Linked DNA regions of Mus musculus: region 1 is linked to region 2. A link is a loop called in an ENCODE intact Hi-C map of the cell type or tissue named here. Cell type or tissue: heart. All regions are shown on one strand. Each heading gives the region's core, and the rest is flanking DNA. Links, peaks and the distances in the headings are about the cores only. Region 1 holds the start of Hras (Harvey rat sarcoma virus oncogene). Region 2 holds the start of Pgghg (protein glucosylgalactosylhydroxylysine glucosidase).

Region 1 (9,956 bases), core at 969-8,968, 250 kb after region 2:
ACTATCTCCCACCCACCTTAAGTTCATGACCAACAAGGCTCCGAAGGTGTCACTGACGCTCCAGATGATACCTCAGGAGCCCCAGATACACACAGACAAGGGAAGCTGAACATTTGGCTGCTGTGGAAGAGAGCAACTGTGGTGTCGCACTGCCCAGCCACTCAGCAGCAGGCTCTACATCATGTCTATTGGAGGCTCCTTGCATTTCAAGTGCCCTAAACAGAGGGACTTCACCCAATTCCACTCGAGTCTGGAAAGTATAAAGGGCACCCACCATGGGCCCCAGTGGCCAGGAAGAGGAGCAGGATAAGCAGATGGACCCTCCTGTAGCCATGACTAGAGCCAGAAGGAAGCACGCAGTGAGCAGCCATCTGACCTGCACGTGCCTCTCAAGGCCATACAGGTGACTTGGAGAAGAACATCTGTACACCTCAGAGAAGAGGGAGCAACCAGTGAGGCACTTTCTACCCTCTCAGGGAGTTGTGATGCCAGGCCCTAGGCACCAGTGGGACCCGAGGCTACACAGATAACATCAGGGCCCTATTTCCATAGTCCTAGAATCTCCATCCCAGGTCAGAGGGCTGCAGGATGTTGGGTCAGGGCAAATCTTACACTCTGTCACTCTTGAGGCTGTATTTCATGGATCCCAGAATGCAGGAAATGTGTTTCCTGCTGGAGACAAGGGATACCCTCTTACTCTCAGAGCCCTCCTCCTCCCATTAGTTAAAGGACAATAGGTCATATCACCTGACTATCCTTGTGTTGCCTATAACTTTCTGCAGCAAACACAAGACAGTTGGGACAGGCAGAAGGGAAGGGCTGTATAGTCCGAGGTCCCAGGCCAGCCTCCCCAGCCTCTTCTAGCACAGGAGCAAGGCAGATGATGGACCCCAGGTGCCCAGCATCTTCTGTGAGGCCACAGGCAGTGCACCTCCTACTTCCAGCCAGAGACAAGTCAAGACCATCAAATAATTTACTGTGATGCAACGTGTGCCCTCACAGGCAGGCGCCCGGAGGGAACTGAGAGGGGTGGAGGACTTGGGTGCCAGTGGCAACAGGGACAGTTCATGACAGTCTGTTCAAATTGTCCATGCGAAGGTCTTGGTCACATCTGTCCACCATCCCTGGACTGGCCTGGCTCCAGCACCGTTTCCTTCCTTCCCGCCTCTTTCCTTCCTTCCGTCGGCACCTCCTCCCTGCATCCGGCACCTCCATGTCCTGAGCCTGTGCCGGGACGGGCACAAAGGACATGACTGACTGCAGGCGGGGGGGATTGGCAGAATTGGGGGAGCAAGGACATCAGAGTGGATATGAAGTTCATCTGGCTAGCTGAGGTCACTGCCCCAGACGTCTCGCTGGTCCCTGCCTCACCTGGTGTCAGGACAGCACACATTTGCAGCTCATGCAGCCAGGACCACTCTCATCGGGTGGGTTCAGTTTCCGCAATTTATGCTGCCGAATCTCACGGACTAGTGTATAGAAGGCATCCTCCACGCCCTGGGGACAGAGGGACTAGATCAGAGAGGACTCTGGGGAGAAAAGGGGTGCTGTCTGGGTAAGAAACTCCCTGCCTAGATCAGGTCACACCCCAACGCTGGAGGCTCCCTTCCTCAGCTGCAAAACCAACACAAATAGGGAGCTGGGCCCTGGCCATCCAAAAGGCACAGGCCACTCTCCTGAAATAGGGTTCACTCCTGAGTATCACTCAAAGTCAGAGCCACTTAACTCAGGACTCTCCCAGACCCCCAGTACGTCTCAAGTTGAACAGCCTAACAACACTGAAGGGCTTAAAACTAGCCAGTATCCACAGGACACTGGGGACAAGAAGAACTAAGGCCCCTGGGTCGCCGCTCCGGCCTGGCTCAGGGCAGCTCTCTCCAGGGACCCCATCCTGCCCTAGAGCTATGTGAACTCAGAACTGCAGGGCATAAGCCCAGACCCTGGCCCTTGCCTCCCTCACAGCCCTGCGGTCTGGGAGACTTACAGCTTGAGGGCCGCTGGGTCACATGGGTCCCGGGGGAGGGGGGATCCCAGAGGGTCCCGGAGCTGGAGCCAGAGCGGCTGCCCTGTGTTGAGGGAGAGCGGCAATGAGCTCTGCTCCCTGGCTGGGGTGGGGTGCGGTAAATCCTTGACTAGCTGTGGAGAGGGAAACAGGCTCACCTGCCGGGTCTTGGCTGATGTTTCAATGTAGGGGATGCCATAGCTGCGAGCAAGGTCCTGGGCCTGCCGAGACTCAACAGTGCGAGCAGCCAGGTCACACTTGTTGCCCACCAGCACCATTGGCACATCATCTGAATCTTTCACCCGCTTGATCTGCTCCCTGGAGGGGGATGGGGTGGATATGAGCCAGCTAGCAGGCTGCAGGCATGACTGTGTCCAGGACATTCAAAAAAAGACATAAAGCCTCAGTGTGCACACGGAACCTTCCTCACGTGTGCCACGGGCTCACGGGCTAGCCATAGGTGGCTCACCTGTACTGATGGATGTCCTCGAAGGACTTGGTGTTGTTGATGGCAAATACACAGAGGAAGCCCTCCCCTGTGCGCATGTACTGGTCCCGCATGGCACTATACTCTTCTTGACCTGCTGTGTCTAAGATGTCCAGTAGACATGTCTCCCCATCAATGACCACCTGTTTCCGGTAGGAGTCCTGCAAAACAACACGGCTTAGTGGGGGTGGGGGGTGGGGGTGGGGTCTCACCTCTCCTCAGACCAGAGAATCCACAGAACCAGCCTACACCCTTGCACCTCTCATACCCTGATGGATCATACCCCATAACACCTACAAGACCTGGGCTGTTTGGTCATTTACCCATGACCACTGCCACAGCCCACCTCTGGCAGGTAGGCAGAGCTCACCTCTATAGTGGGATCATACTCGTCCACAAAGTGGTTCTGGATCAGCTGGATGGTCAGGGCACTCTTTCCCACGCCTCCAGCGCCCACCACCACAAGCTTGTATTCTGTCATAGCTTCTACAGCGGCTGCCAATCCAGGAGCTCCTGCCCCACCTGCCAATGAGAAGCACACTTAGCCAAGGCCCTTGCCACTTGAGACGGCTAATAGATGCCTGACCCAAGGGCCCTCTCCAGCATTGAGCAGGCAGGCCTGCCAGTGGCCCAGTTGATCACCTGTGGCACCTTCAGCTTGAAAAGGGAGGACCCCACCCCCACCCCCCAACCTCCTCAAACAGCACTTAATGGCTGTGTGAGGAAGCAGGGAGAGGCCCCCAAGGCAGGGCTGACAGCTGAGAGCTTCTCCCAACCACGCACCCAAATTAGAAGTCGCTAGGTAGGCAGAAACCCTCAACTGGAGGCGCCTGAGGGCTGAGGCCACCCCCCAAAAAACAGGTCCTGCCACGGCGGCCTCGGCGTGCCCAGGCAGGCCAATGCCAGCCTACAACCGGCTCTGGCCCGCCGGCATGTGGGTGCAACCTACAACTATTTACTGAGCGCCTACTGCATGCCAGGCGCGGTCCCGGCAGCGGGGGGAGGGTGGCTGGAGAAGGACCCTGCCCTCCACTAAGACAAACCTTCCACAAGGGGCCAGGGAGCTTTCACAGAGGGGGGGAAAAACGGCTGAGGGTGTGGGAAGCAGGTGACTACAGGAACGCGAGGGATGGCTGGGAGCAGAAGGCCCTGGTTGGGGCCCAACGCGGGTGTCCTTGTGGCCCCGAGGCCCGAGCGTGATGGCCGCGGGGCGCAGAGTCTCCGGAGGCCCGGGCGGCGCCTCGCTGGGAGGACGGCCACAGGCAGAGCGAGTCCGGCCGCAGAGGCGGGCAGCCGGACGCTAGGCACGCTGCCGGGCCGAGAGGAGCAAGGAAGCACCGATCACCTGCGCCCCGCGCCCCACCCCGTGCCCGCACTCACCGCTTGCTGGCGCGACTGCCCCCGGGGCCGGGGCCGGGGCCGGGGCAGGGCGGGGGCGCGGACGGGCGCCGGCTGGGCCCGCGCATGAGCTCCGTCCGCGGCGGGTGCGGCTCGGGCTGCGGGCGCCGGGAGCGGACGGCGGGGACTTGGCCGGGCCCGCGCTCGCCCCGCCCCGCTCCGCCCCACGCCCGTCCGTCAACTCGAGGCGGCCCGTGATTGGTCGAACTCCTCCGCACCGCGACCTGTTGTGGTTGGCTGAGCAACCCATCCGTCAGAAGCCGAAGCTGGGCGGGGCTTCCTGGAGCCGCGGGGAAGGCAGTGCCGGAACTTGGGTCCTGCACTCAACAGTGATGTCTAGTGCCTAGGTGCAGAAGAGACAGACCGAGACCGTGCTTACGAGCCCGGGATTTCTCCGGAGAGAAACTGGTGCACGCTCGGGTTGCGTTGAGGACCTACTACAGAGCCTCCACCCTGCAGCCTCACCAAAGGCCCAAAGGCCCACGAGTGGAAAGGTCATCCCGACCGGGTATTGGTGTCGGGGACAGTCAGCACCGCGGACGCGGAATAACAGAGGAAGACAGAGTTCGCCGGAACCCCTAGCTGCCTGTTCTCGTAGGTCGAGGTGGAGCAAAGGCTCCATCCTGGGGCAGCGTCGGCCCATCACACCGCGCTCTTCGTGTTTTGGAGAAGACCCCCCTACCGCTCTCAAACTCGAGGTCCCAACACTGCAGAAGCTCATACTGCGTCCATTTGAAGAACGACCCCGAAAGTCAGAAAAGTTGGTATTGGGGCGAAATGAAGTGTTCCACCCACTCAAGCAAGTAGGGTACATCTGTGTCAGACGCAAATGACATGTTTTCAACACTTTTTGAAATTTCAAAGAAACGAATAAGCACGTCCTCAGAAAAACTCAGGCTTTTACTCAGGTCGTGCAGGCCTGGGGTTGCACGCTCACCCCGGTCGCCGCCCGGGGTGCAAGCTCGGCTTGTTCTATTCATCTAGCAGGCAGATAACCGAGAGCTGGCCAGAAGCCTCTCACGGACGGCTCTCTGAACCACCGTGAGTGCCTTCACTGCGTTCAGCCGTCCGGCTTGTCTCTTACTCTAGGGAGCATTTCCACCGGATCTGCCGCGTGTCCCGGCAACCGTTGCTAGGGGGCGGGGCTCATCTTACCGAAGCCCCGGATGCCCGCGGCTCACGAATATTTGGGTATTCAAATGAGCCCCGCCCCCGTTGCCATGGCGCCAGGCCTGCAACCCCATCGCGGTGGTAAAAATAATAATTAAAAAAAAAAGCCCTCACCTGAGAGAGCGACCGCCGCGGTGGAGGGGCCTAGTGCTGCGCCCCAAGTCTTGGGCACTCTGGCCCACCCCTCAGGTGAGAGCCTAGCACCTCCTCTCCATGTCCTTTGTGCTAGGGGGATCCTGGGCGACCCACGTCTGTGGGACAAGACATACAGGACAGAGTAAGCAATAAGTCATGAAGTGCAGTGGAAGGGGATCACTCTAACTAGAGAAATGTATCTGGGAACGGCAGGAAGTACAGGAGTTAGGGGTCGGCCAAACCTGCATGGAGGCCACGGAGGAGGACTAAGAAGAAAGGATATACTTAATGTTCTGAACAGAGTTCTTACCTTAGCCATTGTCTCTTGAGTATAAGATCTAGGGCCAAACACAGACCTCTGTATCTTTAAGGAGAAACAGTTTATGCACTTCCTACCAGAGGTGTAGAGGCACCTGAAAAAAAAGTATGGGAAGGAGTGCCTGCAGGAGAGGCGGGCCCACAGATGATTGACAAGAGCATTCCCAGGCTCCCCTCTGGGAGTAGAAGTAGGACTTGGATCATGTCTTTATTTGCATTGGGTGACCAAGAGGGACCCTGGCTGAATCCTCATTGTAGAAGCTTTATCCTCCATTAGAATGGTTACAGGGAGTTCAGGGCCAGGCCTCCACCTAACATCTCCCCCATTCTTGTACCTGCTTGTTTCTGGATACTGTGACCTTGGCCAGCTCAGGTACCACAGAGTACAGTGATCTAACCAGGAAGCTAATCTAATTCTCTTTTACAGGTGTTACATGTAGACACATGTGGCCCCCTTGCCCGGATGTTTGACCTACAGCAGGAGCCGGCTACCTTCAGGTACTTAGTCAGAAGACTGTGTGGATGGTTGGAGGTAATGCCTGCTATCTTGATCCTAAACTTAGACTCATGAAACCATTAATGAAGGCAGATCCACAACCATTGTCAGGGGCAGCTCAGGGAACTGTCAGTAGCCACTTGCTGCTGGTCACTACAGGCATCTTGTACAGTATCCCTAGCCTCACAGCCTTTTAAAAAAATCTTTATCTTATAAGCGTGTGTGTGTGTGTGTCTGTGTGTGTGTGTGTGTGTGTGTGTGTATGTGGAGCCACCCATCATGGATGCTAGGAATCAAACATAGGTCCTCTGTAAAAGGAGCAAGTGCTCTAAACCACTGAGCTAGCTTTCCAGCCTCAACTCACAGCCTTTGTGATGCCCCCAGACAGCAAAGCTTGGAGCTTGGAGCCGGTGCTCATTGTGTGGACAGTGTGGGAAACAAATATAGAACCAGGGGCCAAGGAGATAGCTCAGACAGCAAATTGATTGCTTTGTCTACATGAAGACCTGAGCTTGATCCCCAAAATTATCATACAAAATGCCAGGCATGGTAGTGTGAGCTTATAATCCCAGCACTGTGGAGACAAAGCTTAGCTTACTTGGTGAGTCCCAGGCCAGTGAGAAACCTTATCTCAAAAGAAGAAGATGGCACCCCAGGAATGGCACCCAAAGTTGTTCTCTGGCCTCCACATACACACACACACACACACACACACACACAAATTGTAAAATGGATACATACATCTCTTTTTAAAAATAGAGAAGCAAAGGGACGGTATCAGCCAAATTGGAAAAAAAAAAAAAACTGAACAGAAGCTAGGGCGGGGTATGTGTGCTATCCAGTTATCTAGACCACTGACATTGCCTGGGGCCCCTCAGAGCAGGTCCAATCAGGCTGGGAAATGGGAGGCTGATGGAAGATCAGAGTTAATGTCATGGCTTTGTGGGCCATTGTTGTGAACTAGAATCTTGTAAAGGAGACTTGGCCCTCTGCTTCTCTTAACAGGTTGGACTTGGATGGACCCAGCCTGGGATGGATCCCAGGGGTCTCGACCAGGCACAGCTAGTATCCGGGTACGGGAGCTGAGCTGGCAGGGCCTAAACAACCCCCACCCACAAAACAAGAGACTGGGCAGCCATGGGGATATCCATAGGGAGCGGTGGGTGGAGGAGCGCCTATCCCCTGCTCGACTGGTAAGTGATTGGGGCCTGAGGCTCTGCCATGGGTCTGCATGAAGTGACATCTTGGTACCCTTTCTGCCTATATCTAGCTTTCCCTCCACTAGTTCTCCCTGCCTTTCTACCCTTAGAGTCCCTGCCAGTAACCCCCAAGTGACAGACGCAAGCATCCCCAGGCATTATCACAAATGGCACTGTTGGGCCAGGATTCCATAACTATTGGCTGAGGCCTGTACTCAAGCTGACAAGAAGTCCTTTACTCAAGAACTAATATTGCAACAGGGAGGACAAAGAGGTGGCATAATGGGATGCTGGGAGGGCAACTGGGGTCCATGGCCCCCTACCAAGGCTAGAGTTCCTGTCTCCTCTCAACCTGCCTGAGGCAGGGTCTGACCTTGGTACACTGACTACATTGGCAGCAGGTAAAGCCTTTCCTCCAAATCTAGTGTGAGAGCCCATTGGTTCACCTCATCCCTGAGTCTAAGGCTTTATAGAGTCCACCTGGGTGCCACTGATGCTCTCAGTACTTAAGAGTTTGCAACTTATGCATAGTGGGCAACCACGAAGGAGAGAATCTTGATGGATGCTATCACCCAGGACCTCCTCAGAATAACTGGTTAGCCTGCTAGGCCAGAGCCTGCATGTGCTCCCCAAGGTATCCACTGGTGCTGTAGCGTGCGTGGCCCAGTTCTAAGAGACCATGGCAGCATTTCACACACACGAGTGTCTTGTCTAGTCCATCTACAAGAACAGACAGACCAGTAGGCCCCCATGCCTTGACTTCCAGCATGAGTGTTTTTGTATGTCCTCTGGCCCAGTATGCAGCGGCTGGATGCTGCTCAGCAGGCCTCTGGGCTCCAGCTGCATTGTTGGGTCTGTTCTGAAGATCTCATCTGGAGACTGGCACCCCAAGTACAGGCCCTTCCCTGGCAGCACTCCTTCCCTGATAGTCAAACAGTTACAGTCTCTGCTCACATCATGCCCACCAGCCAAACTCTTATGGAAAGCCCAACTTGGATGAGGTGGAGGTGGCCTCCACCTGCTCCAGTAGGCACCTTTACAGAGTCCTCAGCCAAGAGCATGGAGAGAACCTGGAGTGACACCTGATGATTTCTGCAGCAGGCCCTGGCCCAGGTAGATGACCTCCAACTGGTGAGGGTGCTGGAGATGTGTGTGGACACCCGTAAGAACAGCCTGGGGAACTTCGGTGAGAGCCGCTGGTCACACCCATGCCCCTATGACTGTCACAGCTAGACCTTTCGATGAGCCAATTGTATTTCCTGGTTGTAAATGAAAAGCTAGCAAACACCTTGGGCAGCATGTCTTTTTCCTTAAGATTGGATTTTAGAACTAAGCTCCATACTCAGCTTAGAAGTTTTAGCCTGGGGTCTATATTCTTAAATGGCTTTCCAGGGGGACCACACCGAACACCAGTACCAGGATGGCAAAATAGCAAAGGTACGATGCCCCCATGCAAAGTAGTCCCAGACCTTATTTGGAAATGATTTGGAATTTATACACACAGTGTACAAATGTTATATCTATCCCTCATGTACCCTTTCTCTGAATCCCCTTCTGTAATTACCACGGAGCTCTTGGCATTCTCTCTCTCTTTCACAGCTTTGATGGACTCTCTCTCTCTCTCTCTCTCTCTCTCTCTCTCTCTCTCTCTCTCTCAGCTTTGATGGAGCACGCTCGCATCCCTGAAAACCATGTTTTTTAATCCGTTTGGGATATGGTTCCTCACGTTCATTAATGCTTTAGTGCCCACTTCCTACAGAGAACATTATCTTGAGTACTCTCAGTATAAAGAGCCAAGTCTGAAAAGAATACTGATAGAGCGCTCTTATCTATGTCACCGACCTTGTTCAGATTTCACCAAAACCATGTCAACAGGAAAGATTCTTGTGCATTTTGTTTGCTTTTCTCTGATTACAAGTGAAGTTAAACACTCGCCATCCTGGTTAGCTTGGCTTTCAGTTTTGCATATAAGTTGTTTGACAGCTCTGTGTAGGATCTCTGTGCACCCATGAGATCAAGGGATACCTGCTCTTCCTTGGGACCTTATAGGCTACCCTACACCCCTCTTTTCATCTTTCAGGGATTCTGCCTCTCAGAGGGCCAGGGTCCCACCCTAAGAAGCTTTGGAAAGAGGAGCCTTCTGGGGTTTAGGCTGTGCAGGGCTCTGGCAGGGCGTTCCCGAGACTTGTTATCTTACCTGCTGCACAGTGAAAGCTCTGTTTTGGGTCGGGGGGGGGGGGGGCGTACTTCAAGTCCTAGGAGTCAGTGAGGAGGATGCTCAGGGTTCACCTCACCCGTGCCAGCCTGGCTCCAATTGAAGCCAAGTCCTTGCCAGTGTGCACCTTCTGCACCATTTCACCTGTGCTAGCCTATACATGGGTGAAAGGGCTTGCAGTCAGTCCTACACGGTGAAGGAGAGATGGTTCAGAGTACCTTCAGAGGACCCACAGATTTAGTCTCCCTGTGAGCCAGAAGAGGCCATGGGCCTGTGAACAGCCTCTCAGATGTTGATGCCTCTTGGGAGTATGGGGAGCAGAAGACACTGCAGAGAGCTGGGCAGGGTTGCTGGGGCCAGGCCAACCTCTTCTTCCTCTGGTCCACAGGATTGTACCTCCCTAACCTGATCCAACTGAAGCTGAACCACAGCTACCTGGGCTCCCTCAGGTGAGAACCTGGACTGGGGCAAGCAAGGGCTGGGCATGGAACTCAGCTACGGCAGGCTGCCCCTGGTCTCAACCCTGTTCTACCCTG
Region 2 (9,956 bases), core at 986-8,985:
TTTATATTTTTAAATATTCCTTGGGCAGCACAATATTTTTAAATAATCCTTGGACAGCCCACCCTCATGCTGCCTTCCTAGCAATAACCCCGAATTATCACTTATTATGTTTCATTGTTCCATCTGAGCTGCTCTTAGCTCCAATTGGCTTGCCCATGTGGTCAAGATCTCTTGGCCTTTAGCCTATGGCAGCTCAGGCTCTCCCTCCTGTGTATTCTTCTTCTGTGGCTGCTTCCTTCTTTTCTCTCTTCTCCCCTCCTCATGGTCTACTCTTTCTAAGCCCAAGAAAACCTCCTCCCCACCTACATCTCTTCTCCCCAACTATGGGCTGTCTGCATCTTTATTCACCAATCAGAATTCACTTTGGGGCAGGGTCCCAGGAGCTACATGCAAACTCCAGGTTTTGGGAGACCACACTTAGCATTACAATAGACAGTAAAAGACAAAACCTCAACAAATAAGTGTACAAATTTTTAATAAAAACGGGGACAGCAAATTGGCTCAATGGGTAAAGGAGCTTGCTACCAAGACTGGTGCCTCCGAGTTTGATCCCGGGACCCACAGAGTGGAAGGAGAGAACTGACTCGTGAAAGTTGTCCCCTTGTTAGAATAACAACCTCCTGGCCAAGAGAATAGAATCTACATCCGAGGTGGAGACCATGTATTCTGGTTGTGTGTGTTGTTCTTCTGCCAGGCCCAGGGACAGCAGCAGGCTCATCTTAAGCGAGGAGACTGAACAAATAAGTCATGTAATGGGATACTGTACTCTTCCTCCACAGAATCCCTGTCCCCAGTGCCATAGCTTAGAGCCACGTCAGCCCAATCTTCTAAATTATTGAGAAAAGTATAGTGACTTTTTTTTCTTTCTTCTACCTCTATTTTTTGTTTGTTTTTTGAGACACAGTTTGTTTTCTGTGTAGTCCTAGCTGTCCTGGAACTTGCTCCGTAGACCAGGCTGGCCTCGAACTCACAAAGATTCACCTGCCTCTGCCTCCCCAGTGCTGGGATTAAAGGCGTGCACCACCACTGCCCAGTTTCTTCTCTTTATGTTTTCCTTAATACTCTGGGTTTCGAAATTTGGACTTTCTCTAAAGCCTCCCTCCTCCCCTGCCACATGGCTGCTTGTCAGCATGGCTTCTCCCCTTCTCTTCTCCAACCTCCTCCTTTGGATAGCTGCTGAGGTTTGCCGCTGGCCTAACCTGGGGTTTTCTTTTAAAATCTAGTAAAAGTGTCCTTGAGCTTCCATTTCTGTCTCTTCTTAGATTCTTTTATTACTGAGACCAAGAAACACAAAATCCGGGACTGGAGAGATGGCACAGATGTTAAGGGTCCATGGTACAATGGCAGAGGACCCAACTTCAGTTCCCAGAACCCATCTGATGACTCACAAGCATCTGTAACTCCAATTCCAGAGGATTCAACGCCCTCTTCCGGCCTCTGCAGGCACCAGGCATGAAAGTGGTGCACAGATGCACATGCAGGCAAAACACTCAGACACATAAAATAAAATAGAAATAAATTTTAGCCGGGCGTGGTGGCTCACGCCTTTAATCCCAGCACTTGGGAGGCAGAGGCAGGTGGATTTCTGAGTTCGAGGCCAGCCTGGTCTACAAAGTGAGTTCCAGGACAGCCAGGGCTATACAGAGAAACCCTGTCTGGAAAAACTGAAAAAAAAAAAAGCTTTTAAAAAAATATTAAAAAGAACCCCAAAAAGGGACCCTGATTTCCCCCTATATCACTCTGACCTCTAGTGAAGCACTGTGGCACATAAACAAAAATAAAATCGGGCAAAAGACATGACCCAGAGGCAAGAGCACTTGCTGCTCTTCCAGAAGATCTTGGTTTGGGTTTGATTCGCAGCATCTTCAGTGTGGCTAACAAGCACCTGTTTCTCCAGTCCCAGAGAATCCAGCGCCCTCTTCTGCCCTCCATGGGTACTGAACACACATAGGGAACAGACATCCATGCAGCCATACATTCATACCCATAAAATAAAATCTCAGAAAAAAAACAAAAACAAAAACAAAAAAAAAACAGAAATCTCTTCCTACCAGGAACCCCATAACTACCACAAGTAGCACAGACCCAGGTAAGAGCAGGTCTCACCCCTCATCAAATGTGAGGGTGCAGTAAAGAGACTCAGTGAAGCCCCAGGGCTGAAAGGGGAAACTTTATTCCACACAACCAAGGCTATCGCTTGGGAAAGCAGAGAATGGGGTGGGAGAGGCATATATCTCTAGAGTTATAAGAGGGGAGCCTGTGAGCTGAGGTGACTTTGGGACTCTGTGAGTAGGAACTGAGGGACCCTAGAAGCTAGCACAGACTGTAATATGCTAATAGGGACCACAAGCATATGTTAATGGAACAGTCAGAGGTCCCTTTTATCCAAGTAAGTCCTCCCTTTAGCAAGCAAGGACTGTAAGAATATTGGCTTTTGTCTATGTGCCAGACTTTGGGAAATGGAACTTCTTGGCACCTGACAAGAGGAGGACATTTTGGAAAGCCACAACTTGTCAAAATGCAGAGGGTAACTGCTGGATGGACAGCCCCAACGGATATATTTATAGCATAACTCCTGCACTTAAGGCTCAGGATACATCAAGGAACAGGGCCAGGGAGGGGCTTGTAAGAGCCTGATGACCAAGCTATCTTCTGTGAAATTATGCATTCATGCTGTGTTGGGGAAGCTACACCCAGGAAATCTGAACAATTACAGATGCCTAAAGACTGCACACTTTCAACAACAACTGAAGTATATATAATGCCAGGAGGTGGTATATAGTGGGCCCATGCCAAGGTATGCCCGTGTGTAATTATGCCATGCAACAGATCTGGTGTAAAAGAGGTTTCCTGGGGAAAGGAAGAGGAGTGAGGACCCGGAGCAGGGGTAAAGACAGACAAGTGGACAGGCAGACAGACCAGGGCAGAGCCATGGGGGAGGGGGCAGTGGGCGCAGAGAGGGACAGAAAGGAGAGAGGGAGCGGGAGCCGAGGGGGAGGGGGAGGAGAGGGGAGAGGGGGAGAGCGAGGGAGAGCAAGAGAGCAGTCCATCACCTAGCAGCGCTGGCCTTTGCTAGGTCCCTGGGAGGAGCCTAGTGGAAGCCAGCTAGCTAGGGAAAGCTCATGGGGCCCCTCCCCTAGATGAAGAGCTACAATCAATTAACTATTGCAGAAGGAGGGAGAATTAGTCTTCCCCGGGGATGAGCCTCTTTTAGACCTGGGGAAGGAGGAGGGGTGGTAGGGATGGAAACAAACAATTCCTGAGTGTCTGATTAAAGCAAGCTGTATTTACAACTGGCCAGCTGGCTGTCTCTCCTAAAGTCAGGATTTCAGAGAGCAGCCCCTCACTGGCTTTTGAGGTTCCTTTTATGGAGAAAGGTTAGGGCTGATAGAAAACAGATGTCGCGATAATTGGCTGTTAGAAAGGAGGCAATAAAAATAAGTGCAAGAAAACATCACGTGGAAAGGGAGTCATCAAGGTATCTAGGAAGACATTTTCATAAGGCAAAAGGATAGTCGTATCACAGGTTCGGGAGTTTAGCAAGGCAAAGGGGTAGGCACACATGATGGAGTCACAAGTTCAGCACAGGTTGGAAAGCAAGGTTTGCAGGATGCATCAGGCTTAAGAAACAGAAACGGATTCTTGTAGGAGACTTAATAACAATGTGTAACAATGTGGCTCTTTAACATCAACCTGGCACCTGTTCTGGTTTACACCTCCTATTGGTGTTCCAGTACCAAGTGGTCAGCCCCATAAACATATACTCAAATGCAACCCCATAAACATATACTCAAATGCAACACTGAACAGACTCACAGGTGGTGTTTATCTATTTATTCCTTATATGTATATGTAACAACAATGGTTTAAAAAGAGTCCCAGGGGTTGGAGAGATGGCTCAGTGGTTAAGAGCACTGGCTGTTCTTCTGAAGGTCCTGAGTTCAAATCCCAGCAACCACATGGTGGCTTACAATCATCTGCAATAAGTTCTGATGCCCTCTTCTAACATGGAAGTGGACGTGCAGATAGAGCACTCATTTACATAAAAAGCACACATTTAAAAAAAAGAAGAAGAAAAGAAAAAAGAAACTCTTCCAAAAAAAGAGGTCCTGTGCCTGGCAGTGGTGGCGCACTCCTTTAATCCCAGCACTTGGGAGGTAGAGGCAGGTGAATTTCTGAGTTTGAGGACAGCCTGGTCTACAGAGTGAGTTCCAGGACAGCCAGGGCTACACAGAGAAACCCTGTCTGGAACCCCCCCCCCCAAAAAAAGAGGTCCTGTGAATGTGGGTGGGACATACATGGGAGGAGTAGGAGGAAATGGTGTAATTATATTTTAATTAAATCAAAATAAATAAATACTGCTCAGTGTAGTGTGCACGTCTTTAACCCTAACACTGAAGAGGCAGAAGTAGGTTGGAGCTCTGTGAGTTTGAGGACAGCTGGGTTTGCATACCAAGAGTCAGGCCAACCACTCAAAAATAGGATAAAACATAAAAATGAAATAATTTCCCTAAATAGGAAAGGTCCCGTGAGCTAAGGGGAAAGTCTGAAAAGCATTCGGCTGTGGAACTTTTACACAGCACCCACTTCTTTCAGGTTTGCATGAGGTAGGCTTTTCTTACAAGCATCCTGTTCCTTAAATAGCCAGGGTCCTTTCTAGTCACTAAACGTCACTGTAGAGTGGTATCTCAGGTCTGTCCCAGCCTTGCATACATCTTAGAGCCAAAGCTCAACTAACCCCTAGTCCTATTGCGTGGTCTCTTCCCCAAAACCATGACAGTTTCCCAGGTCCCGCCTAAACTCAGACCCGCCCACCTGCCACGCGGCAGGGCCGCTTCTTCTTCCTACCGCCAGGGGCAGCTCGCACCCACAGAGCCTTCTTACACCCGGATCCCCGCACTGAGTGGAGAGGGCAGCGGTGAGTTACAAAAACAGCCCACACTCTTCTCCAGCCCGCCCTCACCCTCTTTCACTGAGTACTCTGAACTCTTTTTCGTCCCTTTATTCCCTAGTCTCTCTTCCCGACAACTCGCGATCGATCCCCCTCTCCGCACCCCACCCCTACACGGGCTTCCTCTTTCCATTTCCTGGGCAAGTCCCGCTACTCCCCAGTTGCGGCCCCACCCCACCCCATCGTCGTCATCCACCCCATCCGGTCCCTCCTCCCCAATCCCAACGCCTCTCCTTGCTGTCCCTCTCCAAATCTCCGGGTTCCTCTTCCTCCACCGTCCGGCCTCACCCTCCCTGAGGATTTAGGGCCCGCGAAGAACTCCCTGATTCCTACCTCAGCAGTTCTTACTTAAGGAAGCTGGCTCAGGAGCTCACAAGAGGGAGGTCGGCGGTGGGTGCTGAGAGAACTTGTTTACAGATTCACTTGGGCTCCTGGCAGTCTTCTTAATTTAAGAATGTTCTTGGCGCCCGCAACCCTTACTTAGGGTAGCTACGCAGCTAGCCCCCGACTCCCCTCACCGCCTGTGGGGATTGGCCAAGTTTGAGGGTTTACTGTGAGTGTGCGTGTGGAGGAAAGTCCAGCTAGTCACTGTTAACTGTCTCCTCCAGGCCGTCTGGGCTGAGGCAGCTTTCCATGGACGGCTCTGAAGATGACCCGACCATATTCAGTGCCCGTTGTCTGCCCAGTGACCCCAGGCTCTGGGCCACTGTAACGAACTCATACCTAGGTACACGTGTGTATCATGACACCATCCATATAAACGGTGTGTACAATGGAGCTGTCGGGGACACTCACCGGGCCAGTCTGCCCAGCCCCCTCAATGTCCAGCTGGAGGCCCCTGCAGGGACAGAACAGCTGACAGAGACCTTTACCCTGGACACCAACACAGGTTAGCTGTCACCAACCCGTGCCAACCTATTGCTCCTCACTTGTCCATGAAGCTGGGAAAGGGGCCACAACCACCAATGTGTGCCTCAGGCCTGTAACCTTGGCACTGGTACTGGGAAGGTTGAGGCGGGAAGACGGAGAGTTGGAGCTCAGCCTCCAGTACACATCAAGATGCATCACAAAAATATGTAAACACATAGCCTTTAATTTAAGGAAGAAGAAGAAGAAAAAAAAAAACATGAAAAAGCCGCCTCCCAAAATGAGGCCTGTGTGGTTGCTCTTGCTTTCTTTTCATCTGGGTGGGCCCACTACACAGTGGGGAGAGGCAGCCTGAGGTCTGAAGGACCCCACTCCCAGCCCAGGAAGGTAATGGTGCTCTGTGGTACTGAGAGTGTGTCTGCCTTTCCCCAACCCTCCCTAGGTTCCTTCCTCCACACCCTGGAAGGCCCCAGCTTCCGGGCTTCCCAGCGGATCTATGCTCACCGTGTGTTACCCCATGTCCTGGTCTTCAGTGTGTCCATTGCACGCTTGACCACAGGGAACAAACCCATCACAGTGCCGTTACGGGCAGACTTCTCCCCCGAAAGCCCAGACCTGGACCTGCGTGTGGGGCCTGACTTCCAGGGACTCCGGTAAGAATCACACTGGGTAAATCTAGGTAGCCCAGAGAGCAGAGCGAGCCCTTTCTTAAGACTCAGCTATGCCCTTGCAGGTACCTGCATGGCCACGTACTTAACCCTGAGCAGCCTGGAGAGCCACAGCAGGAAGTGCATATGCTATGGATGCCTGTCCCCCCAGCCTTGACCCTTGGGGAAGAGGAGAAGGACAGGACCTGGGAGTTTCTGACTGTTGTGGGTAGCAGCCAGGCTGAAGCCCAGGACTGCTTTGCTGAGGCCCTACAGCTGCAGACCAGGGGTGTTCTGTATACAATCCATGCAGACTCCTGGGGCCGGCTCTGGGCAGGCTGTGGCCTGGATGTGGCTGGGCCCCTGGCCCTGCGCCAGGCCCTTCGTGGCTCTCTCTACTACCTGTTCAGTGAGCTTCCCCAGCCTGGCACTCAAGGATTCATCAGCCATGGGCTTAGCCCCGGAGGACTCTCCAATGGGAGTAAGGAGGAATGCTACTGGGGCCATATCTTCTGGGATCAGGTACATCCTACCCTGCACTGGTTACACAGGGGGAGTTGCATGCAAAGATTCCGGGCATTGCCTTTGCACTACCTGAGATCAAGACCAAACATGGGAGCTCTAGATAGGAGGGCTTCCTGGAAGAGATGGTTGGTTTCTCAGAAGAAAGGTGTGTAGGAATGTGGTAGAAAAGAGTGGTCCAGGTTAGAGCAAACAGAAGGCGCAAAGGCTGAGGGTCTGCAACATTTGAAAGCAGAGAAGGGGCCTCATAGCTGGCTAAGAACACCAGAGCCTCAGAGTGAGCCAGGTGCAAGCCTGGAGCTTACAAAAGGACTGGAAAAACCATAGAGACTGTAGAAGAATGATACAAGGAGAGATACAGTCTGGGAAGATTTGGGACTGTCAGGAGCAGCTGGGTGCGGGGGAAGCAAGGGCTGGAGAAGGCAGTACTGTAGGTTGTAGCCTATGGAGATCAGCGGCCACTGCGTGAGGGAATAGCGAGAGGGAAGGCTCGAGGCCACTCCCACGTCTGACACCTTGTGAAGTCTGCACAGTGGCCCATTTGACAGATGAAGTCAAAGAAAGCTGAGGTCAGGCAGCCGGAGAGCAAGCTCTCCCTAGAGGCGTGATGCAAACCAGTGCTCGTGCCCGTGAGCTTCTCCTGATACTGCCCCGGCTGAGGACCAGACCTCTGGGCTGTCTAGGCTGGAAAGATAGCGCTGGAGTGGGCAAGCTGGGGAGGCCCCAGGTGGGTGTGAGTGGGCATGAAATGAGGGATCCAGGGAGAGAAAAAGGGAGAGCCAGAGGGTAGGGATGGAGGAAGCCCCCAGCTGCCTGCTTGGCTGTGTGTCGTCAGTTGGAAGCCTTGGCAGGGTTGAATGTGGGCAGTCCATAAGAGTAAGGGAGGGAGAAGGTATGGACTCCTGTTTACCCTCAAATGGTTCGTCCCTTAGGACATCTGGATGTTCCCAAATATTTTGATGTTCCACCCAGAAGCCGCCAGGGCCATCCTAGAATACCGAGTCCGTACGCTGGGAGGAGCCCTGAAGAATGGCCAGAACCTGGGCTACCAGGTAATGAATGGGGCCTGGGTACCATCCCATAAGCCACTGCCCCAAGGTCTTTCCAGTGCCATTCAGTGCCCATGAGAGCCCCATACCTCCTCTTTCCTTTCCTCCACAAAGGATTGCCCCTCTGGTAGGACTGGACCGCCCCCTCCCCAGATCAAGGCCTGACCAAGCCATCCTCTCTCCTCACAGGGAGCCAAGTTTGCTTGGGAGAGTGCAAGCACTGGCCTGGAGGTCTGCCCTGAGGACATTTATGGGACCCAGGAGATCCATATCAATGGGGCTGTGGCCTTGGCCTTTCAGCTGTATTACTATTACACTCAGGTGAGGCACTGTCAGGTGTGTGCCCACGCACCTCACGAGGCCACACTCCACCCCAGGACCCTAGGAAGCTGTGTGAAGAGGGACTTTGGAAGCCAGGCACAGTGGCCCTCTTCCGTGGGTTGTGCCTGGCCTTTTGGCCTGTTCTCATTCTCCAGGACTCGAAGCTCTTCCAAGAGGATGGTGGCTGGGATGTGGTCAGTTCTGTGGCTGAGTTTTGGTGTAGCCGTGTAGAATGGAGCTCCCAGGACAAGATGTACCACCTGAAAGGTGAGGACCTAAGAGCGTAGTGCCCAGCTCACCATGGGCTTACCATGGAACAACATGTCCTGAGCCCCTGCACTAACTGTCATGTGGCCCTGTGTGACCGACCAGGAGTCATGCCCCCCGATGAGTACCATTCAGGAGTCAACAACTCTGTCTACACCAATGTCCTGGTCCAGAACAGGTCAGAAATATAACTTGCCCTTCACTTACCCATAGCCTCCAGCATGGCTGACAGGGCCCAGTCAGAAGCCATGCAACTGTGGTTTGTCCCCTCACCAGCCTGCACTTCGCTGCTGCTTTGGCCAAGGACTTGGGTTTGCCTATCCGAAAACAGTGGCTGGAGGTGGCTGATAGGATCAAGATACCATTTGACTCTGAGCAGAACTTCCACCCTGAGTTTGATGGCTATGAGCGTGGTGAGTGGTACTGACTCTTCTAAAGGCCCTTGCTTGGTCAAACCCCCCACACTCACCCTGGCACACTCTCATCTCTTTGATCAATAACCTATCCTACTACCCCTTCCCCCAAATCAGGAGAAGAGGTGAAGCAGGCAGATGTTGTGCTCCTGGGGTACCCAGTCCCCTTTCCCCTGACACCTGACATCCGAAGGAAAAACTTGGAGACTTATGAGGCCGTGACATCCCCCCAGGGCCCTGCTATGACCTGGGTGAGGAGCCTGCCGGGTCGTCTTGCCCCACGGTCCTCACCTGCCTTCCCACATGGTGGGTCTAACCACTTCCTATCTGAATTCTGATCTCAGAGCATGTTTGCTGTGGGCTGGATGGAACTGAGGGACCCCTCAAGGGCTCAGGTCCACCTGAGCAGGAGTTTCGCCAATGTCACTGAGCCCTTCAAGGTCAGCCTCGCTCCTGCCCACCACCCACTGCCTCGATCTTCTCCCACTGTGGTAGTCTCAGCAGGGTAAGGGTCCTGCTTGACCCTAGGGTAATAGCCTCAGGTGACAGCCACCCTTGCTGCCTGCAGGTGTGGACGGAGAATGCAGACGGGTCTGGTGCAGTGAACTTCTTGACTGGCATGGGGGGCTTCCTGCAGGCAGCACTCTTCGGGTGCACAGGATTCAGGTGAGTGTGGCGACCGGCGACCAGCCATGGATTCCCACTTGTCCCAACCCTCTTCACACAGCTCTCCCTACAGGATCACTGAGGCAGGTGTGACCTTTGACCCCCTGTGTCCAGACCTGGTCTCCAGAGTATCTGTCTCTGGTATCTCCTACCTGGGGAACAAGATCAACTTCGCCTTTTCCAAGGACTCGGTGACACTTGAGGTCACAGCCCGTGCAGAGCCCTGGGCACCCCTACTAGAAGCTGAGCTGTG

The links. Hi-C counts contacts between places; a loop is a spot of excess contacts. Peaks named below come from ENCODE experiments on the same cell type or tissue, not always from the same donor. Only the 100,000 strongest peaks of a DNase experiment are listed, where the experiment ranks them.
Region 1: a loop joins it to region 2, with 2.9 times the contacts of the local background. A loop is called at or near these places in 2 of 42 quality-filtered maps.

The regions. Positions count from the first base shown.
Region 1 is chr7:141,189,971-141,199,926 of GRCm38, forward strand. It overlaps Hras (Harvey rat sarcoma virus oncogene), which reads right to left and starts at 4,034. Exons shown (of 5, transcript NM_001130443.1): 1 at 3,870-4,034; 2 at 2,860-3,011; 3 at 2,472-2,650; 4 at 2,161-2,320; 5 at 1-1,497. The coding sequence starts at 2,970. The coding sequence ends at 1,378. It overlaps Lrrc56 (leucine rich repeat containing 56), which reads left to right and starts at 4,160. Exons shown (of 13, transcript NM_001172064.1): 1 at 4,160-4,647; 2 at 5,938-6,008; 3 at 7,012-7,199; 4 at 8,304-8,391; 5 at 9,809-9,869. The coding sequence starts at 7,023. In heart, for the core only: no CTCF peak of the experiment used is centred there; DNase peaks (open chromatin) are centred at 1,181, 3,511, 4,131, 5,031 and 3 weaker places; H3K4me3 peaks cover 3,499 bases; H3K27ac peaks cover 3,278 bases.
Region 2 is chr7:140,936,726-140,946,681 of GRCm38, forward strand. It overlaps Pgghg (protein glucosylgalactosylhydroxylysine glucosidase), which reads left to right and starts at 4,666. Exons shown (of 14, transcript NM_145387.5): 1 at 4,666-4,918; 2 at 5,560-5,840; 3 at 6,261-6,471; 4 at 6,552-6,987; 5 at 7,920-8,039; 6 at 8,226-8,357; 7 at 8,513-8,624; 8 at 8,730-8,802; 9 at 8,901-9,037; 10 at 9,155-9,288; 11 at 9,382-9,477; 12 at 9,606-9,703; 13 at 9,777-9,956. The coding sequence starts at 5,585. In heart, for the core only: CTCF peaks have their summits at 1,924 (motif pointing left) and 4,845; DNase peaks (open chromatin) are centred at 3,126, 5,156, 5,846, 6,816 and 1 weaker place; H3K4me3 peaks cover 1,931 bases; H3K27ac peaks cover 3,210 bases; H3K27me3 peaks cover 303 bases.